Linked DNA regions of Mus musculus: region 1 is linked to region 2. The links are chromatin loops, found by intact Hi-C in ENCODE. Cell type or tissue: heart. All regions are shown on one strand. Each heading gives the region's core, and the rest is flanking DNA. Links, peaks and the distances in the headings are about the cores only.

The links. A loop is a pair of places that touch in the nucleus more often than their neighbours do. Peaks named below come from ENCODE experiments on the same cell type or tissue, not always from the same donor. Only the 100,000 strongest peaks of a DNase experiment are listed, where the experiment ranks them.
Region 1: a loop joins it to region 2, with 4 times the contacts of the local background. A loop is called at or near these places in 3 of 42 quality-filtered maps.

The regions. Positions count from the first base shown.
Region 1 is chr9:95,486,352-95,502,516 of GRCm38, forward strand. U2surp (U2 snRNP-associated SURP domain containing) reads right to left here. Exons shown (of 28, transcript NM_001357974.1): 3 at 14,337-14,468; 4 at 9,484-9,582; 5 at 7,352-7,466; 6 at 6,747-6,880; 7 at 5,973-6,040; 8 at 5,031-5,125; 9 at 4,917-4,949; 10 at 4,740-4,822; 11 at 3,739-3,904; 12 at 3,349-3,560; 13 at 2,395-2,438. Among named protein-coding and RNA genes, the nearest start is that of U2surp, 18 kb to the right of the region's middle. In heart, for the core only: a CTCF peak has its summit at 7,247 (motif pointing right); no DNase peak of the experiment used is centred there.
Region 2 is chr9:95,689,017-95,705,181 of GRCm38, forward strand. It overlaps Pcolce2 (procollagen C-endopeptidase enhancer 2), which reads left to right. Exons shown (of 9, transcript NM_029620.2): 7 at 3,845-3,928; 8 at 5,608-5,775; 9 at 5,950-6,535. The coding sequence ends at 6,080. Trpc1 (transient receptor potential cation channel, subfamily C, member 1) reads right to left here. Exons shown (of 13, transcript NM_011643.4): 13 at 16,066-16,165. Among named protein-coding and RNA genes, the nearest start is that of Gm39407, 9.8 kb to the right of the region's middle. In heart, for the core only: a CTCF peak has its summit at 9,003 (motif pointing left); no DNase peak of the experiment used is centred there.

The DNA.
Region 1 (16,165 bases), core at 3,658-11,657, 200 kb before region 2:
TCCCTTTGCTGCACACTTCAAAATTAGTTTAGAATTCCTAACATGTAATCCTGCTTCTATACTATCAACCAATGAAAAATTATATTGCAAAGCCATTAGTGAATGAATTCCAAAACATGGGACATGGTGAGGTACCCACTCTCTGTAATGCTAATCTTCCCATATTTAAACCAAAAAGATATGAGTAACTTTATTAAATCACTTTATTGGTTGCAGTTATAGAAAGAATTTTTTTTAATCTGAAAATCTTTAACAAAGATTCAAAATTATTTTCTGACACTGACTAATGTGTCAGCTTAAATATTCATACGCTGCTCTAGACTTCTCCTTCACCAGTCCCCAAGTAGTTCAGAGTTGGCAGGTAAAGCGAAAGGATATTGGCTCACAGTGAAGAACACATAGACTGTATCTTACGCATTCTCAACTCAATTAAGTCCATGTAACTGCTAGAATATAAATAGAGTTATAGAAGACAGATTTGGGTAGGGGGAGTGAAAGCGCTCCATAATAATTTGTTTCAAAGTATCTGACCGTGAAATAATCTCAGTTATGAACTATATTTTCTACAGTTTTCAAACAAGCCAACTTAAATGGACACTGATATGTAGTAGAAAAAAAATAATTCTAAAGACCAAAAAATTACATGGAGGTTTAAATTTTTACAAAGGGGAAACTATGTATTTAGAACTACCAATTCAACTTCAAATTGTTTAAAAACAAATCACTTAATTTTAACTTAAAATTTATTTTCCTTCACAATAGTATTAACTGCTGTGCAGATATGCAGTACTGCTCCGTAGTAAGAAAGAACTGTCAACACCCATGCAGCTCGTGACACTGTTTAGACAGGGGCCATGCAATTGTCACTCAGTTCTAAAACCCCCATTGCTATAAGGCAAAGCCAAACTCAGGGAAGTTTTATGTGCAAATCATAAAACATGACCATTGACCAGGTGGACAAATGTTATAGATACAGAGATTTTTATCAATATAGTCAAACTTGACTTCATTAATTTAAAGAACATGAAAAATGATATATCAAGTTTAAAACCAAAGGATTCATTCTAATAGTAAGTCAAAACTTTTCAGCAAAATGTAATTTTGTTTAAAAATAAGCTGTGTCACACATAAAATTCCTAAACTTGTTTTTTGTTTGTTTGTTTTGGGTTTTTTGAATGCTAAAAAAATACTTTCCCTGTAAACATTTTAACAGTGGAAAAATAACCCACTATAGTATTAAACAGGCTTGTAACTAATAAGAACCTATCTTCATTAAATTACAAGTTTAAAGGAACTTTTAAAATGTTTCATATGATTATTTAAAATCAAAATGTGACAATTAGTTGGTGCTGACTTGGAATCAAGAGGAAGGCATAATCATACTCTTCCCTTAAGGATTATATAATTTTCTTATTTAAAAAATTACTTTTTCTATCAAAACAAAACAGTGTAGTACAAAAAAATGTTCTATTTTAAAGTGTATTATTTTATATTTAAACAGTAATCATCTTATTCTGGGTAACCACAACAAAAAGAGGCCTCTCAGTTAAAATAAAAAGCACATTTATTGGAGTCGATCGTACCAATGTCTGGTAAACCTGTATACTTTCCCAATCCATCCCATGATGCCTTCCTGGTCCCCCGCTGCCGCAGACAGCTCAGCTGGTGTTGCTCACCAAGGCCAATGTCAAAGAGAATTTGGAATTCTTTTGTGTTCATTTATTATTCAACCAGTGTTGTGTTTCTGTGTTTGGGAAAAGGCTGAGCTTGACTGAGCAAGAGCATACCTACATGATTGTTCTTCATTAGCAGTGTATTAAAAAGAAAAAAAAAAAGAAGAAGAAAAGTAATAAAAGAGATCCAAACGCCTTTACTATGACTAAAAGATCCTAATACAGCCAGTGTCCATGAAAATAATTAGAATTTCTTCTTAAAATCAATTAGAAAAAAAGAAAAACAATACGACTGCACCTCCACTAAGATCTAAAACCAAGGTTGCATATTTAAGGCATGTAATCCAGATGTTTATCCAAGATAAATAAAGTGGGTCAAATTGTAATATTATCTAAGCTTTAAAACTCATTTTACTTATATACCTATTTTCCCTTCACAATAGTTTCAAATTAGCAGACCAACAACTCCACATTAATTTATTTAAACATTCTAATTTCTAAAGGTATTTAAAAACTCTCTAAAATGAGAATAAAAAACAAAAGAAAAGATGACATAAAATTGCAAAGTGTACTAAACTTAATTTTTACACATCCCCCAAATGTAGTGGGAAGGAGCCATTGCTCAGTCAAGATATTACCTTTTCCTCAACACCAGTTCTTTTCAATTCAGAAGGGGATATTGTCTATATTTAGATCAGTAATAATAAAGAAAAACATGTACCTTTCTGTTGGGATAACCACTTTGACTATGGCTTGCGACAGAGTCTGTATATGAAGTCACATCAGATAATAAACATAGAATATGTGAGTATTGTTAACAAGTAACAAGCAAAAATATACATATGCATTGAAAACACTACACATCTAATCACAAGTTCTGCAGGCAATCACTGCATTTGAAGTAATTATACACTAAGCAATTACATAATGCAAATGGATGTGTTCACAGTGAACAATTACTGTTCACCAAAGGCAAAAGCATAGAACATTCCTGCTAGAATGCACATCAATGTACTGAAACAGGGGCTACACTGACAATTAGCAGATAATTAACTTGTGAACTAATTAACTGTCTGCTCTGACCACACAGTTGGTTACTTTGTTCCCAAGCCTTTAAAACCAGCCCTGGCATTTCAAGTGTAATCAACTCATAATAGAACCAACAAATTCTTATAACTTGAAATTAAGTTGGTTTTATGTTTAATAAAGAAAAATATTCACCCTTTGTTTTTACTAGATTAGTTAACTATTTTTGAAATATCATATATGCTACTATATAGTCTAATAACTCAAGACCTTGAAAGCTATGTTAGTTTGCTGTCATCCAAACAATTTAACTATTTAGGTGGGCTTTCTTAATTGAAAAGTCACTTAACCAAATAAAAACTACCATGTTCTCAAAACAAAGTAAATCCAAACACTGACTACAACACTGGGGGCGGGGGAGAGGGTGCGCTTACCGAGTGCTCAAAAGGGAATGGCAGCCACAAATAAAAATATTAAATATGACCTAATATTTCAATACAGGGTTTTCATGGGCTAAGGCAGGGAACATATTTACTTATTTATGAGTTGCCAGAGTAACACATGTCTATAAAAATTGTTGAAAAGAAACACTACCACAGATACAGTATTTACATATCAGATGCAGTCCTATGTACATTTTTAAAATTACCTTCTCGAAATCCTCCTTGTTTTTAGGTGGTGGTAACATGGGAGCATTGGGGTTTTTTAATCGCTCTCTAGGCTGCGCATTAAAAGGCAGTCCGGATGGAGGTGGGGGGAGCGTGTGTTCCATCATAGAAGGCGGAATGTATATTGGATGTGGAGGAATAGGCACAGCTTTACCCCAACCTAACTTCATTTCAAAAGACATAATCATTTTTCCTACAAAAGAAAAAAAGAAAGGAAAAAGGTTACTTTGACAAGCTCCAGAGAAAAAGTATTTCTGAATTAAATTTCCTATGTATATTTTCCAATTTGAACCAATTCTCAGAGTTTTTATGGCTAATTTTCTACACCAAAGAAGTACCTGACTCCTACAAATGGACACTAAGGACTTTACCGTTTAAGTTCTTTAGAGCTCTTTCAGCATCTCTTCTGTTCATAAAAGCCACAAAGCCACAGTTTCTTTCTCGTGCTCTTTCTTCATCAGTTCTAGGCCACATAATTTTTACACTAGCTAATGGTCCAAATCTTCCAAATTCTTGGCACAGCATTTCTTCATTCATCTATTAAAAGATCAGAGAGTTTGGTTATGCAACAAAAAGGAAAGGAGGCGCTAAGAATATTATGCAACCCAGAAAGCAAAATCATTTTTAAAAGTAGAAAGCAACATATTAACCCTACAGTATTACACTCAAAAACTAGAAACTCTACATTGGCAAAAAACCCTGCCATACTGGTGCATTTGAAGTACTTTCATATTAGAAGCCTTCTATTTTATTTAAATAAGCAGTTAGGGCTTGGCGTCTTAAGAGCTACTGGAACCAAAGGCATGTCTGATTTCTCTTCCTGTTTGAAGATCTTGGGATCTAAACACCTATGCAATCACAGCACAGGAAGATGGGAACCACAAGGAGCCCCAGAGGAGAAAAGGAAAAGAGGACCTCCATAAGAAAGCAAGCTACCTATCAGGAGGTGCCTCAAGAGTACAAACTAGTTACTAAGGAAGCCACATCTTCACAAATGTACAGGAAACAATTCAGATCCAACTAATAAGCCCCAAGTTTTCAAAACAATTAGAAAATACCATCTAATTCCATCAGATTTGTCAAGTTCAAAATCTTTTTTTTTAAAGATTTATTTATTTATTATATGTAATTACACTGTAGCTGTCTTCAGACACTCCAGAAGAGGGAGTCAGATCTCCTTACGGATGGTTGTGAACCACCATGTGGTTGCTGGGATTTGAACTCAGTACCTTTGGAAGAGCAGTTGGGTGCTCTTACCCGCTGAGCCATCTCACCAGCCCCCCAAGTTCAGAATCTTAATTTTATCTAATTATCCAACAACAAGAAAAAAAATGAACATAAGCCAACATTCATTTTATTTTCCTTATATTACCTGTGGATTAATGTTTCCAAGGTATAAATTTGTAGTGCTGGGATCTCCTACATCATGTGAGCCAGGTGCATAATCATCAAGAACTAGAACAAGGAGAAAAAAACAAGTTACACCCTGCGAAATACAAAGTTGAGACAATTCCTAATTCTTTAAAAAGCAAAAAATCGGTATTACCACCAGACGATCTATTTCTTCTTGAAGGCACATCCACTTAAAGGGGGGAAAGAAAACAACTCTTAGTTTCTAGGACAATAAGTCATAAATGTGTGCACTAAGATAAACATCACTTACTAGAACGTCGCTGACCATCAGAGTCTGACTGAGGAGGCTCAAACCGACTTAACCTGCCTTTTGTTTTATGTCTCTCATCACGTTCTTCCTGAATTCTGTTGAAAATAATTATAGTTAGCTAAGAGTACACCACAAGTTACTCATATTTAGTAACAGTTTCTCTAGGTATTATCTTCAAATAATGTGATGTGTTTATTTGCATCAGTAATAATTATAACCAAGATTAGTGAGCCCCTCAGTCACAGAGCAGGAGTGATGGCTCTTAGGGGGAAAGGAAAGTCAACATAAACCACTACTTACGCTTCTGCTCTTAATAGATTTGATGACACCTAACTTGAACCCCACTGAATAAACAGGATTCCAGACAGAAAATAAGCATCTGAACTAAATCTATACATTACAAACAGATATAGACACTGAATAAATGCTAATTGATTTTCAAGCACATCCTATCTATTGTAGCTTCAGAAAGCTCACTTGCAAGCCAGCAGATAACTAGTATATGTACCAACAGCTATAATTATCAGTCCAATATGTCTACGATAGAATTCTATTTTTAAAGATTTTATTTTATGTATGTGAGTACACTGTTGTTCTCTTCAGATGCACCAGAAGAGGCAGCAGATCCCATTACAGATGGTTGTGAGCCACCATGTGGTTGCTGGAACTAGAACTCGGGACCTCTAAAGAGCAGCCAAGTGCTCTTAACCACTGAGCCATCTCTCCAACCTGATAGAATTCTTCCTATAAAACTTACTGTTTTGACAGGAGTGGTGGTGCACGCCTTTAATCCCAGCACACGGGAGGCAGAGGCAGGCAGATTTCTGAGTTCCAGGCCAGCCTGGTCTACAAAGTGAGTTCCAGGACAGCCAGGACTATACAGAGAAACCTTGTCTCAAAAAAAAAACCAAACCAAACCAAAACAAAACAAAAACAACTTACTGTTTTAGTTCTTCTTTGAAAAGTTCCAAATTGCTTTTTTTCTTTTCCTTCTCCCCTTTTTTCAGTGGCTATAAAGAATATAATAAGTTATAGTTGAAATAAAAAAAGATTAAACAAAATTTATGGTTTTTGAGGTGATAAGAATTTCTGGAAACACAAAAATGGCATTTTTTTTAATAACCTTGAATTTATCATCTAATTGTGAATTACATAGCAATAAATCTGCTTTTTTGTTTGTTTGTTTTCAGAGGTATCTTGACAGCCACAAAAGAAAAATCCATCTCACTATTTAATGTAATCATATTTAATTAACCAATGTGGCTCCAAGTGACCTGATCCCACATTTATCAACCTATTATCTACCATAAAATTATTTCCAATGAACAAAAAAACTCTATGATGAGAACTTATCAAAATAGACACACCAATTCCTAATTCTTAAAAGGTCCCAAAACCATCCCGAAAAACATGTACTACATGTTTAGGATCACAATTCAGAACTGTTTAAAAGAAAACAATTTTACTGTACATTTACAACTCAACTTTTGACTGCAATATATAATACGTACATAGTAACAAAGGTTCAAAGACTATCATTACCATGTTTTAACCTAATCTATTACCGCTTATCTAGATGAACTACTGAGTTAGACAGCATCAAAACTCAACACCTACTTCAAGACTTTAAGAAATTTTGTATAGTAGATGCACTCAGAGTACCAATAACAATGCCAAATTCTAAAATCACTGCTCAATTATGTAAGAATGACTTACGGGTTTTTTCGTCTCTATCACAAGAAGAGATGGCGGCCTTTCATTGGATGACTGATTTGGAGGATTTTTTTGATCTGCAAACCTTGAAGATGGTTTATAGATTTTACCTCTTTTTTCATCTGTTTCATGTTCATCTGAAATTTAAAATAGTAGTTTATAAAACTAACTTCATATAATTTTCTTAAGAAAATTATTAAGTATTAAGTATTTTTAGTATTTTAGTATTAAGATTTGAATATAAAATTAAATTTACATACTACCACTCAACCTGAAAAAATAAAATCACAATTTGACCACTTTATAGCAAAACTATAAAACATTAAAAATTCTGTAACATAATTCACTTTTTTTAAACTTGAAAGGTACTAGTTATTATTATTATCATCATCATTATTACTATTATTATTATCTATTTCATACAGTCCCACTAATCAAATTTGAGTCTTAATTACTTCATATTTGATCATTTATATTGTTTATTAATCTAACCACTAGAGGGTGCTAATAGAAAAGAAAAGTGATAATTCAAAGTCAAATGTCTTCCATAATTAATCTGTTATCACATTATCCAAGGGTTGTTTTCAAAGCCAGATATTGGTACTTACCTTTAGCTGCATTAACAACCCCGCCTCGAACAAACGTTTTCACTTTATTACCATCACTTCCTTCAAAAGCAGCAAGAAATTCCTCATAAATTTCGGCCGCTGCCTTCTCATCCTCCTAAATACGTAACGAAATATTAGTTACACAAGAACTGCTGTTTGGGTATGGTTTGACTGATTCAGTTTGCTTTGTTTTGAGAGAAGATTTCACTGTGGAGGCCAGGCAGACTTGAACTCAGTATCCAGACAGGCTGGCCTTGAACAGAGATCTGACTGCCAAATACTGTCTTAAAGGCAAATGCCAACACAGAGAGTGGAAGCTCACCAGTAATGAGCACTGGCTCTTCTCCCTAAGAACCCAAGACCCAGCACGCACACTGCAGCTCACAACCACCTCTAATTCCAGTCCTAAGGGACCAACCCCCTCTTCTGACCTCTCTGGATACCAGGCACACACATTCAAGCAGACAAAAACACCCATATACAGAAAGAAAAAGAAACAAAATACACAAACCTCTCCCTTCTCAAATCTAGTATCAAATACTTGGTGGACATTACATATTAGCCATGATATGCTATAATTTAGTAATAATATTACTAAATGCTAAGTAATTCAAACACAAAGGCTTTGCTCCTTTACTAGAAATTGAGAGATGCAGACAAGAACCCCAGGCAGATAAACAAGTCAATGTATTTAAAGGCAATCAAGAACCAGACTACAGGACAAAGGACTAAGTAAGGACAGATCCTATTGCTGTTAGAAAGTTCTCCAAGGCACGATGACTTAATTCATCAAATATAAAAATTTCCTTCTCAAATAATCAAAGATACAATAGAAACAAAGCCACAGAATATCCTCCTGACATGGCATTTAAAAAAGTAGAATTGACATCACCATCTAAATATCCTCAAATATGTATGAATAAAATACCAAGCTGAGAATGGTGGCACATGCCTGTCACTTCAGACGTCAGACAGGAAGACAGAACTCCAGACCAGCCCGAGCTGTGTAAGACACTACCTCAGAAATAGAACACATAAGAAAATAAAAGAAGCCTCTAGTGTCAGAGGGAAACAAACAGACTTTCCCAGAAACAAAACTGGCATAATTTACTGACAACTAATTAAGAAGATAGAACAAAATCAAAATTTTTTGTATTATATAAGATGAAAAACTGCATGAAGATTACATTTTAGGAAACAATCCTAGGAATTCAAAGGGATTCTCCTGGGAATACAGATGCTAGAAGAAAATACAGGGAAATTCCTCTATAAGCCAGAAATGGAAAAGAAAGGAAAAGCTTGGTTAAAAACACAGTAATTGTAAGGAAAGACTGACAACTGATTATAAAAACAGTTTTTACATGGAAGAATAAAACCAGAAAGAGAATAAAAAGAAATAAAACGGAGGTAGGGGGCTGGTGAACTGCATTGCCACTATAGGAATTGCAAATTCAAACACTCAGGTATCATTTTTCACACTACAGACTGGCAAAAACTCCCCCAGTATAATCTGCTACTTGTGGGTGGTGATATCACTAACACATTACAGATAGAGAACAAACTGTCCCTGCCTGACAGAGAAGTACAGAAGAACCACATTTATTAATTTACCATTCCAACAATTTCCCTTTCAGGAATATGCCTCAAAAGGCAAACTAAAAGAAAACCAAAATGCATCTGTGTATATAACATTATTCATAACAACTTTACTTGCAATATAATGTCCAAAGAGCAAAACCACAAATCCCAATAGGATTTTACAAACCTATGAAGCTTTAAAAAGTTCAATGTTTCAATCCTACAAGTAATCACAAAGATATAATATTTAATTTAAAAAGGTAAATGGAGAAAAGTACCCTCACGCTATTGCATTCATCTAAGGGAGATGGGTACACTACAGTGGTGCATGCACACACAAACACACACTCACACTTTGACAACAAGAACACAACATCACACAGAGCTATAGATAGAGAAGCTAAAGCCAAAATCATGAACATTTGTTGTGTTAAAGACTTGACTCCTGTGTAGATGCAAACATCAAGAAGTCAAATTCTTCAGGAAACACAGCTGCTACTGCTCTCTTACACAGTCACTTCTAAGTATAACCTAAAATACACTCCAAACATTACCTTTTTCTTCAGTTCCTCTTGTTCCTTCTTACTTAGGGTTCGCTTTGCTGTGCTCATTTTTCCAATACTGAATGCTTTAAGCTTGTTTTCTAGAAGAGGCTATAAAAAAAAGCAAAGAGATTATTTTGTCGTTACATACAAATTTTACTGTTACCTATAAGTGTAACGTACTTTAATGATAACTTCATCTTTAGAAGTAAAGTACCCATGCAAAGAAAAACTGGCACACTCCAAACTTAGATCTCAGGCATCATTCTAATGTAAATAGATAGTAATTAAGGGATGCTTTTTATTTCCGAACTCAAAGTCAGTTACAGGCAAGAGCCATTTTTTAAAGGGAAATAAAGGTTAAAAACCAAAGAAATAAAAAACAAGGCTTAGGAGAAAAGAAAGCACAGAGGAGGGCAAATAGACACTGCAGGAAAGGCAGCAGCTATGACAGGAAACACCCTCAAATGGGAGGATTAAAATCACATCACATCCGTAATTAAGTACCTCATTTATCAAAAACACTGATATAAACATAATTTCATTTTTTATTGAGAATGTACCATCTACTTTGCATTCAGATTTCAGCATATATAAATCTTTATAATATTTTTGAATATACATGATCATTCCTAATCTGAAAATCTAAAATCTGAAACACTTAACACCACAAGTGGAACATTTTATATCTGATCTCAAAGAACAGGTTGCAGTCAAATTTCAGGTGTAAAATACTGTGCAACAAATTACCTTTGGGCTATATGTGAAGCTATACATAAGAAAGAGATGAGTTTTATGTTTAGTCTTGGGTCCTATGCCCAAGATACCTCATGTATATGAAAATATTCCAGAAGTCAAAATCTTAAATAAAAAAAGGAAAAAAACAATAAACATGCCAAGCAGTTCAGATAAATGAGTCAATTTATACAAGAAAACTGTGCCTGGCAGCACTAAGTAAACACACTGGGTTTAAAGAATAGAGTGGGATTCTTTCTTCCCTCTTCCTTCCTGCCCCTGTCCACTGCCATCTTCACAACACTGCCAAGCTAAGATGTGGACCAAGCTCAGGAGCTGCCTCTGTCTGATAGAGCAGCTCTCAGCCTCACAGAAGCTTCTCCTTGCAACAGTGAGAGACCACTGCAGAAACTACAACTGTTCAAAATACAGGGACTAACTAACTAACTGATTGAGGGGCACTAAAACACAACTGAAAGAGCAGATCTTAAGAGCCAGAGACCAGGAAGTCTGCTGATAGACTGTCTCCTAGAAATGACAGCCATGAAACCTTATATGGCTGCCTAAACATGACCTGAAATAACACCACCAACAGACATGCTAAAGTGGAAGAAGGAAATCTCCAGTGGCCCTACCTCTAGACAGAAGCCAGGCAACTAAAGACTGCTGAGAAGGAGATTTAGTCTTCCCCAGGGATGAGGCCCACAACTGGTTATACAATACCAAGAGGAAAGCCCTGAAATCATACATACACAAGCAACACTAAAACAACTCAGCAGCTTGTACTTAGTCATTTATGTGTATATATGCATATACATATATATATGTACACATATATATACACACATATCAATAATAATAAAAGGGGTGTGATTTGAGAGGAAGTCAGGAGGTGGGAACACAGGAGGGGATAGAGGAAGGAACTAGAAGGGGGAAATCATGATATAATTTTATTTAAATTTTTAAACATTAAGGAAAAGTACATGAAGTTGGGGGGAAAGGGGGATGTAAGAGGGATTGAAAGGGGAAGAATGGAGGGTGGATTTGATCAAAATCCATTTATATAAATGAAATTCTCACGTATTTTAAAAGAATTAATTATAAAGACAGGAACTCTTAATGTAGACCAGGATAGCCTTGAATTCACAAAGATCTTTTTTTGTTTGTTTGTTTTTTGTGTGTATGCATATGAGAGACAGGGCTCGTGTGCCAGAGCATATGTGTGAAGGCCAAAGAACTTAAGCTAGCTAGTTCTCTTCAGCCATCATGTAGGTCCCAAGCAGCAAGCTGGGGTGTCAGGTTTGATGGCAAGAACCCTTACAACTTGAGCCACCTAACCAATCCAAAGAAACATTTTACTGAAGCCTTCATTATTACAATTTAGAAAGTTTCCTTCTAAAATCTGATCTAAATAGTCTATAGGCCTTTAGTTGTTTCATGTTACTCGGGATTCACAAATGTAAAAGGTAGGGCAGTTAATTAAATACAAGCCTAAAATACTGAAATCTTAAGTTTTTCTCTTCCTTACTAAAATAAGAAGCTAACAAAGTACTTTGGAAGGATATTATGGTGAGAAACATTGAGGCCACCTATTTTGAAGGTTACATTAAAAGCCCTCTGTGAAAGATAATCAGTTAATAACACAAAAGTCACTTCTCTTTCTCTCTCCCTCTTTTAAGATTTCTATTTTCTGAGTGTTTTGCCTGCACATACTCAGGTGCACTATGTGTGTGCCTGGTGCACAATGAGACAGAGGAGCATGTCAGAGCCCCTGGAAATGCAGTTACAGAGAGTTGTAAGTCACCTGTGGGGTACTGGGAACTAAACCTACAGTCCTGGGCAAAAGTGCTCTTAACCACTGAGCCATCTCTCCAGCTCCAACAATCAAATTTTCAAACAGATTCAAAATCATCTTTTCCTCAGAAAAGAAAAAATGTCTTGCCATCATTCACTGTAATTATAGTTAGCTTCAAATGAAGACTACGTTGAAACTGAAGGAAAAACACAATTCTAAGAAACTAAATGTATAGCCAGGCATGGTGGCACACACCTTTAATCCCAGCAGTCGGGAGCCAGAGGCAGGCAGATCTGAGTTCAAGTCAGCCTGGTCTACAGAACAAGTTTCAAGACAGCCAGGGCAATAGAGAAACCCCTTCTCAAACCAAGATGGAGGAAAAATAGAAGGAAGTAACAAAGAAAGGAGAAAGAAGAAGAAAAAAGAAAAGAAACAAAATTTGCATGCTCAAATTTTTGTTTATAAATCCAAAGAGAAATGGCAAAAAAAATTTACTGAATGTTTATTCAAATGAAGAATATAATCTTTTGTGTAAAAACTAAGTTTTGCTGAATTAAAAATACTTAAAAAAAAAGTTATTTTAAGATGTGTTCCTATGGGATGGGGGAATATGTCTTTAATCCCAGCAATCTGGAGACAGAAGCAGAAGATCTTTGTAAATTCAACACTATCCTGGTCTATATTAAGAGTTCCTGTCTTTAAAAAAAAAAAAATGCCGGGCATGGTGGCGCACGCCTTTAATCTCAGCACTGGGGAGTCAGAGGCAGGCGAATTTCTAAGTTCGAGGCCAGCCTGGTCTACAGAGTGAGTTCCAGGACAGCCAAGGCTACACAGAGAAACCCTGTCTCGAAAAACCAAAAAAAAAAAAAAAAAAAAAAAAAAAAGGATAGTCAGTGTTTAATGCTGGCTGGCTGATGACTTAATATTTTCTGATTTTTTTTTCACAAGAAATTTTAATTTGTATACTTTAAAATAGTGCTAGAAATTGAACCTAAAACCTCACACATGCTAGACAAGTACACTAACCTGTATATCAACCTCAAGAAAATTTATTTTACATAGATTTTAGAAAGCCAGAAGACCTGAGGGAGGCGCTGTAGTAATGAGCCCAATTCTCAAGGGCTGGGGAAACTGAAACTCAGTCAGTAAAAATTCCACTGCCACTGGCGACTCAGCATGGAACCCCAGCACCTATGCAGTAGAGGTCGAGAATGTGTCTGTAGCCCAAGCACCACACATCTAAGGCCCAACGGCTAGCCAGGCTGGCAGAACAGAAGAGCAATTCTAGATTTGGTCAGGGAATCAGGTTCATAATAATGTGGAGTGATTGAGGAAGATGCCCAATGTTGACCTTTGGCCTCTACTTGCACCTGCACACACATATGTGTATAATACACATACAAATACAAAGGACTTCTTTCTGTGTTCCTGCCTGTCCTAGGACTCCATTTATCCAAGTGACTAACATCTACTCTTGTTTGTTTTCAGAGCGAACATAAGCTCTCAGAGCACTAGGAATGCATCCTTTTTATACTGTGCATATACATGCATGTTGTAGGTAGGTGGATGTGCATGCCAAGGCATGTGTGTAGTTGTCAGAAGACAACTTTGTAAAGTTATTTCTCTCTATCCACCTGCACACAGGCTCAATGAATCCAACTTGTTTCTAGGGTTACACAGCCAGCACCTTTCTGAGCAATTTCACCAGATCCAATGATTGTCTTAACTGCCTAAATGTTTCTTTTTTGTTGTTTTTGGGTTTTTTTTTTTTTTTTTTTTTTTTTTTTTTTTTTTTTTTAAGACAGGGTTTCTCTGTGCAGCTCTGGCTGTCCTGGAACTAATTCTGTAAACCAGGCTGATTTCCAAGCTCAGAGATCTGCCTGCCTCTGCCTCCCGAGTACTAGGATTAAAGGCATGCACCACCACTGCCCAGCTGCCTGAATACTTCTAATAACTCAATAAATATGACAATAATCACTTTACATTCAAATGTTTATTTTTTTAAAAAATTTAAAAATTAAACACCTTTAATGAAACATCTAATATGAGCTACACATTTTTCTTTCAATAAATGGGAGTTTATCATTAATAAAGAATATTAATTTCACCAGGCGTGGTGGCACACTTCTTTAATCCCAGCACTCAAGAGGCAGGGGTGGTTCTGTGAGTTTAAGGCCAGCCTTTATTACAGAGCTAGTTTCAGGACAGCCAGAGCTACGAAGTAGTGGGATCCTGTCTCAAAATATCGAAAAAAGAACTAAGTACAAACCACCATATTCAATCAAGGTCAGAGCAAAACCGTCAGCCGTCCTTAGTCGTCTTCAGCAATACTCACTCTTGAGAGATTCTGATGAGGAGAATCGCAAAGGCTTTCGCGGGAACTCTCATTCCTATAATTGTGTTTTCTTGGGCTTTTAGGTCGTGTTCGACTTGGCATATCACTATCTGAGGGTCCAGATGCATCCATCTTCAGATAAAGTTTTAAAAATGGTTTCAAATATGACATCCACAGTACTAAAAACTAGAATTAATCCAAAGTGTCTACATACTGACAAATTTCACTATTATCTAAAAACACATTACTAACACTACCAAGTTCATAAGTAAATTCCTTAAGAATTTCATGAACTCTGACTTGCCCTTGAAAGCTCAAATATCACACTGGGAACATTTGTTACTCTTGAAGTAACAGGTTCTTTCCTTTAGTTAAGAAAATATCTGTCAAATACCCAAGTCAGATTAACAAGTTTATATGTCAGGCATTCTTTCAAGAAGGGTGGTTCATAAGATAGACTTACATCTTCATACTCTGGAAGTAGAGGACCTTATATGCACTTGTCTCATCACACAGGATATGTAAATGAAAGACCCATACATGAGTTGAGTCTTAAGTATTTTATAACCTCACTAAAAATAGTTTTGTTTTGTTTTGTTTTTTTGAGTAGTAAGTCAGCTTCAATTTCCTGATCCCATGATCTTTCTGCTTTATCCTCCCCAAATGCTGGGGTTACAAGCAGGGACCCCACTTAGGCTCACCCACTGAAATATTCTTAAGCTAGCATATTTTACTGTATAAGATGGGTGTAAATATAACAGTATATTTTGGAGTCACTTCCTTGATTCATACTAATGTGCCTAAAGTTTGCCTACCAGTTGTTTCTGCACTAGCAGGGAAAATGCAAACACAATGCAAAAGTTGAATAATGCCTTGGCATTTGTACAAAAGGGGCTTATTTTGGCCTACATGAGGCATGGGGAAGGGCATGTGTACACTTGTTTGTGCATGAGTTTGGAGTATTTATCTTCCATAGTCACTGCCACCTTTTTTTTTTTTTTTGAGGCAAAGTCTCTCACTGAATCTGGAACTTAACAGTTAGGGATGCTGGCTGGCCAGGGTGCTCCAGGGATCCATCTACCTACCTATCTTCATATCCCATAACAAAGTTGAAATGAAACATGACCAGTTTCGGGGCTGGAGAGATGGCTCAGCAGGTAAGAGCACCCGACTGCTCTTCCGAAGGTCCTGAGTTCAAATCCCAGCAACCACATGGTGGCTCACAACCAACCATCCGTAACAAGATCTGAGGCCCTCTTCTGGGGTTTCTGAAGACAGCTACAGTGTACTTACATAGAATAAATAAATAAATCTTAAAAAAACAAAAGAAACATGACCAGTTTCCACACAGGTACAATGGTGAGCACTTTACCTACTGAGCCATCTCCCAAAGCTCCTATTATAAAATAATTCTGAGTTCACATACTCCTGAAAATGTTTAACAACTTGTAGTAGGAATCTACATATAATATTTGAATATTGCTATAACATGTGGAAAAATATTTATTGCAGTATTCAAAATGCCAAAAAACTTTAAACATGAAAACAAACAAGTCTATCTTTCTATAGTAGAACATTATGCCATAAGAAAGAAGTGAATAGCATGCTCTGTGCCAGCTGATTTGCAGGGAGTTCAAAAGGCAGGTACAAGGTATAGCAAGAAAGGGGTCCTTTATATAGACAGAATTTTATAAGCAAAATAAAATATTAAATACGTGTCAGGTTTCAAATGCAATTTGAGTTTATTTATGTAAACAAACACAAAGGAAAACACAAATGTTCACACATATAACTGCATTCATTTACCATGTAACTCATACGTAAATAAA
Region 2 (16,165 bases), core at 5,146-13,145:
ACATAAATACATAGTCCAGAGATGAGTGGAGGACAGTGACAGACCCTGGTGGTTAACTGGACAGTATCTCCCAGCTCCCTGGCTTGCACAACGTGGGGGGAAGAAGTTACTGCTCGCTGAAGCAGTAGGAGCCATGTGTAAAGCTTGAGTGAGGTGTCTATAAGACAAGTCATGCAGGCAGACGGCTGGACTTCTAGGCCAGAGAGGGAAGTTTATGCAGAGTTAAAGGTCATGGACATGCAATGGGGCTTCCAGGGCTGGAGAGATGGCTCAGCAGTTTAGACACTTGCTCTTCCAGAGGACCTGCCTTGATTCCCGGAAGCCATGGGACGCTCCAGTGATAGAGTGAGATAGCCATTGGATTAAATAAATGATCCTGAAAGAAGGGAGGTTCTTCTGGTGTGGTGGTTTGAATAGGAATGGCCCCTTTAGACTCATGGGTTTGAATGTGTCGCCCACAGGGAGTGGCACTATTAGGAGGTGTATAGCCTTGTTGGAGGAAATGTGTCACTGTAGGAACAAGCTTTGAGGTCTCCTATGCTCAAGCCCCACCCAGTGTGGAACACAGTCCCCTTCTGCTGCCTGTGGATCAAGGTGTAGAGCTCTCATTTCCTTCTCCAGCACCATGTCTGCCTGGATGCTGCCATGCTTCTCATGATGATAATGGACTAAATCCCTGAAACTGTAATTGAGCCCCAATGAAATGTTTTCTTTTATAAGAGTTGCCTTGGTCATGGTGTCTCTTCACGGCAATGGACACCCTAAATAAGACATCTGGATATCGGGATATCTAAATTTGCCATTTAAGAGAAGGCAACACATGGTCCCACATGAGGACATCTGAGCCTGGGTTTGAGTGGCAGATGCAACAGAGGATTGTCCCTAGTGAGTATGAAACTGGGTCATCCATGAAGATGGTGGACCCTTGGAGTTGTTGCAAGAATACATAAGAGAAAGACTGAGCCAAGGGCTGTTTGTTAGTGCAGAAACTGAGACAAAGACCACAAAATGAGCTAGGTGGAATGGTGTGGTCTCTGACTTAAAAACCAGAGGGCAGAGATATATTGGAAGGCAGGAAGCATCAATTCAGGGCACCCACACACTCCCAGATAAACATCCCAAGGCTGAAAAGCTAGTTTCCCACAATCTGTTTGGAAACTACTTCACTGTCTATTGCCATGACAAAACATTGACTAAAAATTCAACTTGAAGTAGAAAGGTTTATTTCATCTTACATTTCCAGTAGCAGTCCATCCCTTAGGGAAGTCATGGGCTTGCAATGGGGGAGGAGCTCAAGATAGGAAGCTGGGGACAGCAGCTGAGGCAGAGACCATGGAAGAGCGCTGCTCACTGGCTTCATACCCACAGTGCCCTGGGCCCTCCTACATGAGTTAATAATCAAGAAAAATGGAGAAATGGCTCAGGGGCTCAGAGATGGTTAGCATACTGGCTGCTCTTCCAGAGGACCTAGGTTAGATTCTCAGCATAAACATGGCGGCTTACAACTGTTTGGAACTCCAGTTCTAGGGGATCCAATCCCCTCTTCCAGCCTCTCTGGGCACCAGGCATACATGTGGTACACAGACATATATGTAGGCAAAACATTCATACACTTAAAACAAGATGCCTCCACAGACGCCTCCAGTCAGTCCGATGAAAGCATTTTATCAATTAAGAGTCTCTTTTCCTGGCTGTCTCTTGCTTGTGGCACAGCTTGACAGCTGACAAAGGACTACCCAGTACCATAAAGATATAGCTTCATCCTTCTACAATGCTTCTGAAGTCTTCAAAAAAAAATGTTTAAGACAAAGAGGGGAAGAAAAAGCACAAGAAACACAGAGAGACACAGAGAGACACACACTTTCATAAATCTCATTAAAAAAAACAAACCAAATCTGTAAGGTTTAAAAACAACCCCCTGACAACGTTAGGAGACAAAGACCCTGCAAGCCGCCATTGAGTTCCTTTTATGTCAGCCATCTACTGCTGGCTTGTGACCCACCCTTAGGAATGGTTTGTTTCCCCAGTGAGACTCCTTTAGAGAAAACTAATTTCTGTGTTTTAGGGCAGGAGGCTTTACAGCTCCAGTAAAAAACTGAACAGCTGCCCCATGCAGTCGTCTAAAATCTGAGCAGAGGTGTTTCAGGCCGTGTTGGCTGGTGGGAGGGCTGTGTGACAGTCTGTGTTCAGAACCCCAAGGCTACAGTTCACAGTGCAGCACAGGCAAGCACTGCCGAACACACCTCAGATCTAGATATCTTATGTGTTTGAAACTGAATTAATTTTCTAGCCATTGTGCATCCAGGAAACCCTTCAGCACTGCCAAGCCTTTTGTGGCAGCTCACATTCAGTTACAGGGCCCCACCTGAGCTGCAAGGGACTCTTAGCTAGGGTTTGTGTTGCTGTGATAAAATATCATCACCAAAATGCTACTTGGGGAGGAAAGAATTTATTTCTTCATATGTAGTCCATCCCCCAGGGAAGTCAGGGCTGGAGCTGGTGCGAAGACCATGGAGGGGTGCCGCTTACAGGCTTGCTCCTCTAAGCTTGCTCAGCCTGCTTTCTTAAACAGCCCAGGATTGTGAGCCCAGAGATGACACCATCCACAGTGCATGGTCATCCACCAAGAAGATGTCCTACAAACTTGCCTGCATGTCAGTCTTACGGAGGCATTTTCTCAGTGAAGATCGCCTCTTCCAAGATAGGGTTCAGTTTGTGTCCTGTTGTCAAAGGCCAACCAGCACAGACAGCTAAAGCTGTGAATTAGATGCCATTGGTGCCTCCCTAGTCGGGGCCGCTTGAACGCTTCCTATGCTCATCATATGTTACCTACAGAACAAAGTTACCGCCAATTGAGAATAACTGTGGGTCTAATTATACTTTTAACTGTGTCTCTGAGTGGATGGGACTGATAACTGTTTACTTCTTGAGATCCTAAGGAGAGCCAATGCCGGGTTCAAAATAAACAGCTTAGTGACGCCTCGAATCAAACCTAACACTTTACACGTGAGCAGCACTCCTAAGTCCCTGTGCTATTGACAACTAGAGAGCTGTGTATTTTAAGCACACCAAGAAAGCTCCTCTTTCCCTCACGAGAACACCAACTGATTCCTCTTGTGAAGAATTAGCCTGCGCTCTGTCACTTCAGATTTGTTGGGCAGCTTTTCTGTGTTTTTTCCCCCCTAAGCTGGGCACTCAGGTCAATTCTGTTATAATGTAAAGCATACATGCATACATATACATACATACATACATATACACACATACACACACACACACACATACACACACACACACACACACACATACACACACACACACACACACATACACACACACACACACACACACACACACACACACACACATATAAAGCAGTGGTTCTCAATCTTTTCCTCGGGTCATGTAGGACCATCAGAAACATCAGATATGTACATTACAATTCCCAACAGTAGCAAAATTACAGTCATGAAGTAGCAACAAGAATAATTTTATGGTTGGCGTTCATCCCAACGTGAGGAGCTGTATCAAAGGGTCACGGCACTGGGAAGGTCGAGACCCACTGCTCTAAAAGAAGCGAATGAGACTATATTTGGATTATCTTTGATCTCAGGTTTAACAGTCTGTAGAGAGGCCTGGGTTCCGTGAGGAAGAACAGTAGTTGGTAGCATGGAGAATGTCTCTTGCATGGTTCATAATTATTTCACTGCAATGGTAAGCTTGGTGGCTCGGGGAAATAAATGCTGATCTCAACTGGCTAGATTCTGACGTAAACACCAATTATATTTAAATTCATTTTCCTCAATCTCATGACTCCCTTCTCTGAATTTCTTCGTCGAATTAGGTCTAAAGCCCACTGTGGCCCTGTGTCAGCAGAAGTGTAGACGGATGGGGACTCTGGAGAGCAATTACTGTTCAAGCAACTTCGGTAAGAAACAGAAACCAGGCTTCTCTCTCTAATGAGAAACATGAGACGGTGTGCTTAATTTCACAGGCACTCCCATGACTTAGCAACACAGTTCATTTACCCACGGAAGCATAGTCCTGTCCACTAGAGCGTGTCCACCTGGGCTCTTTGAACTGTTTGGCTTCACAGTGAGAAAAATCAACTTTACAAACAGTTCTCACCCCTGGTGTCGTCCCCCCAACCCTGCCTGCCCCAGGTATCAGTTTAAAAGCTGACTCTTGATCCATGACACTGCTATTCGGTGTATTCTGATGGACTTTGTGAAAAAGCCTATATAGTCTTTTTTTTCACACACCAGAGAATTAATTACATGCTCGCATCTGGGATCCAGCTTAAGTACGTTCAATAGTTAGGCTCACATTCAAAAACTGGCCTCTCCCAAAAGGAGTAAGTATCTTCTCCGTACTGTCTTTTCTTTTTTTTTTTTTTTTTTTTTTTTTTTTCCATTTTTTATTAGGTATTTAACTCCGTACTGTCTTTTCAAAGTCCTAAGATAAAACGTGAAAAATCTGACACCCACCAGAAGCCCTTGTAAACTGGAACCTGAGGAGGGAGGAGCTAAGTGCTTGGGGTTTCTAAGGGATTTTTTTTCCAACTAAAAACTTGCACCATCGTGAAAACCACTTGAAAACAAAAGGTGCCAAATTTAATCTTATCAGGAAAAGAAAGTTGCTGCAGCCCAACAGGTTATCAAAAATAAGTCCCATTTCACCTCCGCCCTCACCTCCTCTCCCACTCTCGCCTCCAAGTTCTGGCTTGCTCGGTGCCTCAATGTGGTAACTGCCTGCAACCCCGGGTCTGTCTTATAGGAAAGGGATGGATTTTGTGCAGTTTTCATGCTGAGTTCAAATGACTGCATAAAAAACGGAAGCAAGTATTTGCAGCCACGCCTGGGTTAGTCTTCTGTGGAAGGATCTGCCTGCCTGCCCGTGCTTGGGAGCCCCCTGGTTTCTCTCCACTACAGCCTGACACTTTTCAGTGGACCCACATTACCAGGCATCAAAGAAAGGTGTTCTGGGAATTCCGATTTTAGGAGCTTGGTATATTACATAAGCGCTGGGGGCTCACACTGTCCTGAGGGGGTTAGGTTACCCGTGTCTAAAACCAGCTTTAGCTTATCATCTGTGGCTCACTTAATGGCACAGTGACCAAATATCACCAAGGGACGGACGGCGAGTTCTGAGCCGTGGAAGGAAACATTCCCGGGAGTAAGGTTTTGGTTGTATCGAGAGCGCCAGGTGCAAGCACACAGCTCTCACTGTGTTTTAAGTTCTAGCTCAGTTCTCTAACTTTCATTTTCTAAGTGAGATTAAACTGGGTTGCTAAGTGCTCGAGAGCAAGACTTATAACTCTATCCCTTAAGTGGTAAGGTATCCACGGGTTAGAGAGAATATTTTAAAAGGGTCTCCATCTCAGCCGCAGACTGCAGTTGGGAAAGCAGCCAGATTTCTCTTCTGGGAAGTTACACCCAAACACAAACATAGCACTTTTTTGTTTTGTTTTTGTTTTAACCTTCATTTTAGTGATTTAAAATTTGAGGTCCCTTATACGCGTGGATTTTCATTTCTGAAAGGTAAAAGAATTGAGATCGTTTTTCAGCTCTGCCTGGATTTGCCTTCACTGTGGGCTTCTCTCTACAGTGTTAGCCGGCACAGTTATCACGACCGTCACTCGAGGTGGGAGCTTGCACGCCACAGTCTCGATCATCAGCATCTACAGGGAAGGCAACCTGGCCATTCAGCAGGCTGGCAAGAACATGAGTGTCAAGCTCACTGTGGTGTGCAGGCAGTGCCCCCTTCTCAGACGAGGTAAGGACAGAGCTGTAGCCTTTCTTCTGGGAAAGCTCAGAAGCAGAGTGGCTGTTGAGGGGAAGTGAAGTAAGGGCTAAAACACGATCCACTTCTGATAAAGAAGGAAGCCATTAATAACCATGAACACGAAGGGAAGAAAAAACCAGTTATCTTTCCTTTCTCTTTCTTTAGGTCTCAATTACATTATTATGGGACAAGTGGGTGAAGATGGGCGTGGCAAAATCATGCCAAACAGCTTTGTCAAAATGTTCAAGAATAAGAATCAGAAGCCCATGAACGCACTGAAGAACAAGCAGTGTTAGCCTGAGCTCTGTCACATAACCTGAACTTACTCATCACCGCTGAACGATCTGTCCACGTTAGGAAAAAAAAAAAAAAAAAACCACGCTATTTAATGCTGAGCGTTCTGAGAGATGGAGCTGAGTAACTCCTCACGCGATGGATGTGTGAGCCACGCCCCCAGTTCACTGGTGGAAGGTCTGCGCCTGCGCTGTGATCTCCAACATCTGCGAACTCACCCACCCAGTGCCTGATGGGGAAGAGCAGCGAGCTCCGACATCTGGAAGCTTGAACATACATCTCTGTAGGAGGATATTCTAGAGTCGAGTTGTATGAAGATATACAAAGGATTTTATAAAGTGCAATATTTATAATGATATTTGGTTACCTTCAAGCATTTGCTCTGAGGTGTCACATTCTTTTTTTCTCTTTCATTTTTTTAAAAGTCAATGCTTAATAAAATATTTTAAATGATTATAAGGCAGCCAGATAACCTTGTTCTCCCAGAAAATACAACTGTGGAGCCAGTCCCGTGAAACGGTGCTCGAGGTGGTATTTGTACATAAAGTTGTCGCTGTATCAGCTTCAAGTTGTCACTAAGAGTTCCAGGGTTAAGACTGATGCAGTGACGTCAGTGGACTGTAGTCTCTGTCTGCAAGAACAGAAAGGTGTCCCTCTGGCATCCAGTCCAGACTCCTTCATTTTGTCTCTGAACTGCAAGCTCAGGTATATACAAGGGAATTCCCCAGAGTACACTTCTCAGCAAAGGCAGTGCAATCTTCTAAGAGTCCTAATTTCAAACCCAAGGTCACAATGTCGCTAGAGAAGGCTCTCGAAGCCCCAGGAGGAAGGCACCTTCCCACTTGAAGCATTTAGTACTAAGGACTGATGCTTAGGCTTGCATTCGCTAGACTAAGCAATAAAGTAATCTAAAAATTCAGCAGTGAGCTCCAAGTACTCTTCGCTGTTTGTACCCATTGTACTGAATCAGACTGTATCAGTTGAGATGGACTGCTCGAGCGGCAGCTAGACCTGCAATGGGTATGACAGTGTCTGCCTCCTAGGAGATTGCTGGCCAGGGGCTGTGAAAGGTGCCTTGTCTCCATCGAAAGATGGTACGAGGAACCCTAGATAGACAACGGCACGAGTCACAAGGTCTCTTATGAGAGGCATGAAGTTGTAGAACTAAGGGGAACGCTTATTTTGGTTGGAAATGGCAATTCCCAGTTCTTGAGCTGACAAACACTTACGTGACAGCAAGATATTAAGGTAAGTTGAACAGCTGTCCTGCCAGCTGGTCAGGTGTACGAGCAATTAACAGGAGTCAGTTGGAAGGGACAGAAAAGGTTCAAACTCCTCCTGGGATGCCCATCAGTCCTCGGACCTCACCAGCTAAAGGAACGGATGGGTTAGAGCATCCTGCACCAGCTGGGCGGTGGCTTCTCTGGGCAGTGACACCCTGTAGACAGTCAGACCTGTTAATGGAATCCTGTCAAGAATGCACTGTAGGGACGTCGGAATGAGCACAGGCTGTTGTCTCTCAGTGGAAACATCTTACTGATGAATTATTATGGACAGCTTGTTTGTGTAGCTTCATGGTCACAGTGTCTCCTGTGTTACCAGTGGGGTCTGGAGTCACCCTGCAGGAAAAACCAAGAACAGTAATCCAAGCTATCCGTTCCATTGACAGCTCTGGCACAAGACAACGGCTAAGGGGACTGTGGTTAATAATTCATGACACTGGCTCATCTTTCAACTCAGTTGTTTAAAACAGGTAGTCCAGCCAGGTGGTAAGACTACTCTCCCGGTCCTACAAGGCTCTAACGTTGGTTATAAAATTGCTTTATTTAGACAGAATTCCAGTTCCTTGGTTATAAACAGAGGGAGTTGCAGTAGGCACCTGTATCCACTGACCAAGCCTATATGTAGGATAATTTTAAAAAACTTTCCCACTTAATGTACCATGAAGCAATTTTTAAAGAACTACATCATATGAATACCTTTCTCCAGCAATAGTGAATAATTAAAGATCAGTGCCAAAAAGGAAAACCAAAACAATAAAATCTTTTTCTAGAAATTAAGAAATATGCTGTTAAATAATTAACTTTAAAAATCATAACATAAAAGTATTAAAACTAGACACTTTAAATTTTATAATTTCATAAATGATACAAACTAAGAAAAAAACCAATAAACTTTTAAAAGGAGAGAGAGAGCTTTGATCCCAGCATGCAGGAGATGAAGACAGGCAGATCTCTGCCAGTTGCAAACAACCCTGAAAGGTCGGGAGGATTGCATGGAGGACTGCCATTAAATTAGCTGCCCCCCAAACTTTAGGACCTGAGTTTGGCTCCCCAGCACCCAGAAAACAACTATGTGCAGCAGCACTATAATCCCAGTACCGAAAATGCAGTACTTCTAACTAGGGAGACTGGGGAAACTGAGTCATGCAGGCCATGGAGCTGGCTGGAAGTCCACTGAATTAGCAAGCTCCAGGTTCAGTTAAAGACTCAAAAAAAAAAAAAAATGCAGTGGAGAATAAGTGAGGAAGACACTCATCGTGGATTTCTGGCCTCTACACACATATACACATATGTATGAATACATGTAAATGCATACATAACACACATGCAGGGGGAGAAATACATTTAGAACAGAAATTGAGTCAAAAAGAAATTACAAATAACAGATGAAGTTAACAAAGCTAAAAGTTGCTTCTTTGAAGTGACTAATATAATTCAGAAAACTCTGCAAGATTAAACATTAAGAAGTAGTCAAAAAAACCAAAATAACAAAAAAAAGAGTAGGGGGCTGGAGAGATGGCTCAGGGTTTAAAAGCACTGACTGCTCTTCCAGATGAACCCCAGTTCAATTCCCATTCGTGGTGACTCACAAGCATTTGTAACTCCAGTTCCAAGGGATCTGACACCCTCTTCTGGTCTCTCTGGGCATTGCATGCATATGATGCACAGATGTAGTTAAAACACATGTAAAATAAAGATAAATAAACTATTTTTAAAGATATTCACATAATACCAATTTTATGAATAAAAGAGGGACTGTTCTCAGGTTCTACAGATGACTAAGTAGTAATAAGGTCCTGGGCACCATGGTGCTCATCTGGAATGTCGGCTGCTGTGAGGGCTGAGGCAAGAAACATTACTACAGCTGGCCAAGAAATGGAGGGCACATAGTAAGACCTACACACTCACTTCTTCCATTCATGTTCTCCCTCCCTCTGTCCCTTCCAACCTCCCTCTCACCCTCTCTCATCCTTTCCATTTCTGCCTCCTTCCCCCTCTCCCTCTCTGCCTCCCTCCCTTCCTCCCCCAACAGAATAATAACATGACATTATGATCTCCTTATGCCTACAGGTTGAAAATGTATATGAAATGAAATCCCTGGGGTGAGAGAGCCTAGCAGCAGACTTAAGCAGAAAAAAACAAAACAAAACAAAAAAACAACTCTTATAGTCCTACAACCACTGAAGACATTCAGTAAGTACATTAAAATCTTCCTTCAAGGAAACTCCAAACTCAGTTAGTTTGATTTGGAAAGTTTGTCAGGCACCTACAGAGCAAGGACTGCCCACCTAACGCAAACTGTCCCGGATGTATGCAGGGAGAGGGCACGGGACGCTTTCTCTGAGGCTAATAACCTTAATTCTAGAAGTTTAGCAGACAGTAGGCACCAGGGACATATCCAGTCTGATTTCATTTAGTAGCATAGGTGCAAAAACTCTAGACTAGATATTACCAAACAAGAAGATGGCGATCCAGTATCCCAGGAATGCCTTCAACATTTAAACCATTAGTGGATATTCTTCACTGCACGAAGCTTTGCTGCTACTGGACAGACTTGTAAGAACTCTGCAGGTCCATTCTTCTCAGATGAGATAGATACATCAAGATTTTATATATGTGTGTGTGTGTGTCTATATATATATATATATATATATAGACACACACACACACATATACACACACACACACACACATATATATACATGTATGTATTCCAATCTTATTCTATAATGCAAAGTCCCATAGCTAGCCTTTGCTATTTTTCCTTTGGCCTTCCTAGAGGATGTATTATGTGCAAGGAGACAGCAGTCACCTCAGGACAGTATAGACATATCTGCCAAAAGATCTATCTTCAGAACAGCTCCATCCCAAAGTGCAAGAGACACAGCTCCCAGACTCTCACAGGAGCCAAGCTTTATGCTCAGGAAAGTCCAAAACTCTACTTCCCCGTTAGATATTCCCAGTTCGTTTACAGTTCCTCCTTGTCTAGATTTAATTTGCCAATCAGCTCATGTTTTTAACCATGAGCAAGTTTGCCTAGCAACAGAGTTGACATAGCACATTTCCCAATCACTAGGTAACAAATTAGATGAAACTGGGGCTGTAGTTCCACTGGTGGAGCGGTTGCCTAGCACAAAGCCTTGGAGTTCATCCCTAGCCCTGCATGAACCAGGCATGGAGGCACACATCGACAGACCTGGCTCCTGATCTTAACAATGCAGAGTGAGCAATCTGATGCCATGATATTTTTCATAACAAAAATAAACCTTGAGCAATGTGAGGGTTTGAATATGCTTGGCCCAGAGAGTGGCACTATAAGGAGGTGAGGCCTTATGGAAGGAAGTGTGTCACTGTGTGGGTGTGTTTGGAGACCCTCCTTCTAATTACCCGGAAGTTAGTCTTCTCCTGTTTGCCTTTGGAACAACATGTAGAACTCTCAGCTCCTCCAACGCCATGCCTGTCTGGATGCTACCATGCTTCCTGCCATGATGATAATGCAAAATTTGGAAAGGAAAAATAAGATTAATATAATGTAAAGGTGATATGTTATCCAAATGAAAAACTCAATTGGAGACACCCTCAGGTAAATGATATGATGGTGAGATAGCTCAGCAGGTAAAGACACTTACCACCAAATGAACCAAGAGTTTGACTCACATAGTGGAGAAAACTGACTCCTGAAAATTGGCCTCTGAGCTCATCACGCCCATCACATACAAACACACAAGCACTCATGTCTAAGCTAAATAATAAAATATAACTAAAAATAAGAGTTTTGCATGTTCGTCTTAAATATAAAAATAGGTTCTACCTTTAGGACAAAATATTGAATATATTGTATTTTATCATTAAAGGTCTTGAAGTAAGTACTGTCTTTAGTTAGGGTTTTACTGATATGAACAGACACCATGACCAAGGCAACTCTTATAACATTTAATTGGTGCTGGCTTACAGGTTCGGAGGTTCAGTCCATTATCATCAAGGCAGGAGCATGGCAGCATCCAGGCAGGCATGGTGCAGAAGCTGAGAGTTCAACATCTTGTTCCAAAGGCAAACAGGAGAAGACTGGCTTTCAGGCAGCTAGGACACAGCTTAAAGCCCAGGCACACAGTGACACACTTCCTCCAGCAAGGCCACACCTCCAAATAGTGCCACTTCCTGGGCCATGCATATTCAAGCTCCCACAAGTACAAACACACTTAAAGCCATTTGCTCTGTTTTAACACAGGGTCAGACTATGCAGGTTGGCCTGCAACTTGCTTTGTAGCTTAGGTTGCTTCAGCCTCCTGAGCATGGAGCTTATACACACGTGTTACCGTGGCTGGCTGAGGGAACCTACGACTGTGTAAGCATGGAAGTATTCACAGGTAGTCCGACAACTTGTAATCAGAGGAGTTTGGAACACACACAGAAAGGTACCTCTTGTCTATCTTTTGGCTGAGATCACACACAGACACTTTTATAGAGGCGCTTTAATGTTATAATTAAAATTCTTGATTTTTTTTCCCCCTTTGGTCATTTGTTTTCCCTCTTAAAAAGCAAAGTGACTTTAAAAGGCTAACATTTGATTAAATAAAAACTAGAAGTATTGTCTGTTACTTGAAAGATGTCTACAGTATACTGAGAGTGAGACTCAATCAGATGTCAGAGACAGAGCTTTTGAGAACAGAAACCAATTAGGAAAACTTATAAGCTGAGGCTCTATACATCCGACACATCTGAAAACAATAATATCAGTGGTTACATGATTCAAGGAAGAGCCTCCCGGGTGAGGAGGGGGATACTTGGGTTCTTGTGCACAGTATATCGCTAGAAGAACTGTGGCATAGAATGAGAAAGGCAAATAGAATCCTTTCTGAGATCCCTTATGGTCCCAATCCTTCCTAAACAGTCAAGCGTGGCAACCAAACATTCGAATATCTGAGCCTATTCTCATTCAAACCACCACACTGGCTCATCTTCCGTCTAAGCTACCTTTCACCCGTTGCATGTGGGTGTAAAGAATATGAACACATTTGAAGACCATAAAGGATCTCATACCGAGTCTAATTAGTGCTGCCTTTATGCACATGGTCATGGGAGCCATCTATTGGGGAGGGGTGGAGGACGTCCCTGTGGCTACACACCTAATAAAAAGTTTCTCATCCTCTTTCCTCCAGTAGCCATCGATCGTTCTTCCAGCAGGGTGGGGCCTCTGGAACCCCTCCAACTCCTTGCTGGAATTTGTGAATTGTCTTGATCTTGCGCAGGTTTCCTGTAAGGACCCACAACTGCTTTGAGTTCATGTGTGAACAGCCAAGTGCAGAGGACAGCATTTCCAGCACGCTTCCCCAGGCTTAGGCTCTTACATTCTTCTTGCCCCTCCCCTTTCCCACAGTGTTCTCTGGGCCTGTATATGGGGGGTTGGGGATTGATATAGAAGGTGCATTTATGGCTGAGTATGCACACTTGCTTATACTCAGCACTTTAAACAGTAATGCATCTTTGCTTTAATCACTGCGTTGATCACTACCCACTGTAGTACGCGACCAAGGTAACACCCATAAATAGTCTTACCATTGTTAGATCTTGCCTGGCAGATGATTATTGTAGCATGTAGGGTCCAACATGGGCTAAAAACTGGATAAAGTCGATGAAGCAGGGTCTCTCTTCTCTGTCACTGCAGCTAGCCAGCCTAAGCAAGCTTCCAGAGGAAGTCCTCTGTCCCCCTTCTGTCCCATTTTATCGTTTGAATGCTGGGATTACAGACACATGCCACTGTGCCTGGGTCCAGTTTTTGTGTGGATTCTGGGTATCTGAAGTCATCAGACCAGCGAGTACTTTTGCCTGCTGAGCTATGGATCCCTTAAATAGCATTCCTCATGGGAGACAGCAGAGAAGGAATTGATTGCAGGATGAAAAGAATGGAGCTTGTCCATAACTTGGATTGCCTAGGCCACTTTAAAAAAACATGTTTAAATTTTGTGAGCCAGAGAGAAAAGAAAAGGAAGAAAGGAAGAAATTGAGCACACGTATAGACACACAGAGACATCACATACTTTGGTTAGGCCCAACCACCTATCTCAACAATTCCACAAGTGTTCATGTATACTTACATAACACACATATGCCTACACCTATATGTGTGTATGTATGTATGTATGTATGTATGTATGTATGTATGGATAGATAGACAGACAGACAGATAAATATATACATTTAGTAGATGGGACTGAGTTTCAAATGCCACATTTATTTCTTCTTTCTGGCAATTTATACCTTCTTAGGCAAAAGTTCTTCATAAAATCACCTCATAGATAAAATGTTACACAAAGGGGAGTTACAGAGGATGTCTATAGTAAGTTCAAAGCAGTGTTTCATTCTATAAGCTCATTATAAGCTCAAAGCAACCGTTTCACGTGGCCTTGCTTTATCACAGTGCACACCTGTGGCCTCATCCTTGGACTTGACCTAGAATGAATGTTTTTCCTTAATCACAGATCTGTCCCCAGTCTATTTTCTTCACTTGCAATTATAAAAGCTCATTTATTCCTTATTATGCAGCCTTTACTTATTATTCTATGAGGAGAAGATATATTCTATTCTTGATTCTTTATGACATCTTTCTGGTAAAACAGCTAAGACCAACTTCTTAAATTTTCCTCTTAAAATTATTTGACTCAAATAAGGAATGCTAGAAATTAATTCATCTAGCATTAATAAATGAAAGTTCATCTTCATGTTGATCTGCAGGAAATTTTCCCACTAGGGTGGGTTGATGTCCAGGAATCATTAGGCTATGTAGTAATGGCAGGGAAGTCATATCAGCAGTGAGAAGCAATCCTGGGACAAAGTCTCTGAGGCTCTGCCTCTCCAGAGCACATCCATTGCAGCCATGCAAAATGGTGGGCCATCTCCAGGAAATTCACTTGCTTGCCATGGCCTTTCCTAGATGGCTTTGAACAGTTGCTAAATCATAACTTCATCCTATTAGTCTCTAGATTTGATGTAATTCCAATCCGAATGTCAATTTAGTTTTTGTTAGAAATTGACCATTCCATGTGTGAAAAAGCAGATAACCTAAATAGTAAAATTCATTTTGAAAAGTATATTATGTAATGGTAATTATCTATGGACTCCATCATTGTGCTGCTGTTAGATGCCAGGTAGCTAGTCTTTCCTGGATATACATCACAGATCACTTCTTTTGTAGCAGCAAACTAAGGTTCCTGTTGTTTTCTTAGTTTTTGTTTGTTTGAGACAGGGTTTCTCTGCATAGCCCTGAACCAAACTCAATCTAGACCAGGCTAGCCTTGACCTCACAGAGATCTGCCTGCCTCTGCCTCTTAAGTTCTTAGCTCTTTTCATCATAACTGCATTATATAATTCTCATCAGGTTGACACAAGCATAATTCTAATACATTAAAATTCATTGTTCGAAGCAGGGGTTCACCATGTAGTTCTGGCTAGTCTACAGTTTGTCATGTTGTCAAGGCTAGCTTTGAACCCTAAAATTCTCCTGCCTTATCTTCCACCAGGCTCAACTTAAAATTCATCATTTTTAACAAAAGCAGTTTTCTGAGTTGTGCAGTTGATCTTCTTTTATAGATCCTATGAACCAATGATTTGACTTTAGTTTCTAATGGTGTGTGTGTGTGTGTGTTTGTGTGTGTGTAGTGTTGTATAGGAGTATGCAGCCTATAGCCTTTGTGGCTAGCTTGTATCACTTTTTAAGATTCATCTGTGTGATGCAGATATCTCCAGTGTGTATGTGTGGTAGCTTTATGTGTTAACTTGCCTAGGACTAATTTCATTTCCCAGAATCCTTCGTGTGCTTCCAATTAGGGTGTGAGATCTGAAGTGACATAGCAGCTTTTCTGTTCTTTCTGCCGGGACTTTTCTGACTCACATATGCTGATTCATCTTGCTGATGCGGGGCAGCTGCACCTTTCTTTGGTCCTCCTTTCAGCATTTCAGATTCCTAACCCAAAGGTATGCCTACCAACACACTTCCAAAGGAGAGTGGCAAAGGCAGCAGTATTGCCACAGGATAGGACAGCAGAAGGCTGAAGGCACACAAAGTATAGTTCATCTGAGTCCATTTTCATGGCTCTAGGGAAGATCTAACAGTAAGATGGTATTGCTCCTAGAAGTGGCAAGTGTTGCTGAGTGTCTGATGTTGGCAGTTTGCATTTTAAGCCTTTGTGATCATAAGTTAAAAAAAAACACTAAATTTTATAGATGGCATATAAGTTATGTCTCAAATATTTTCCTCTGTGTATGTGGGGGTGTGTGTGCAGATACTGTGTGACACAGCATGCATGTGGATTTTATAAGGCAACTTGTGGGAGTAGGTTTTCTCTGCTGTGTGGGCACCAGGGATTGAACTTAGGTCATCAGACTTGGTGTAAGCACATTTCCCCTACTGAACTATCTTTCCATCCCTATAGTATCTCAGACTTAAAAAGTAAATGAGAGGCTGGAGAGATGGCTCATTGGTTAAGAGCACTGGTGGCTCTTCCAGAGGACCTGGCTCAATTTAGTCCCTACATGGCAGCTTACAACTATCTGGTACTCCAGTTAGGGGTCCCAACACCTTCTGACTTCTGTGAGTACCAGGCACACACATGGCACATACACATACATGCAGGCAATATACTCTCACACATAAAATAATTAAAAAATAAAAACCAAATAATCGTAAAATGCTCAAGCTCTATCAAACTTATGATCTAATGTCAACTTTTATTCACTTTTTTCTTACAATATGCTGTCATTCAAAATATACCCCATCAGTTACTCATGCACACATAGGTACTCTATAA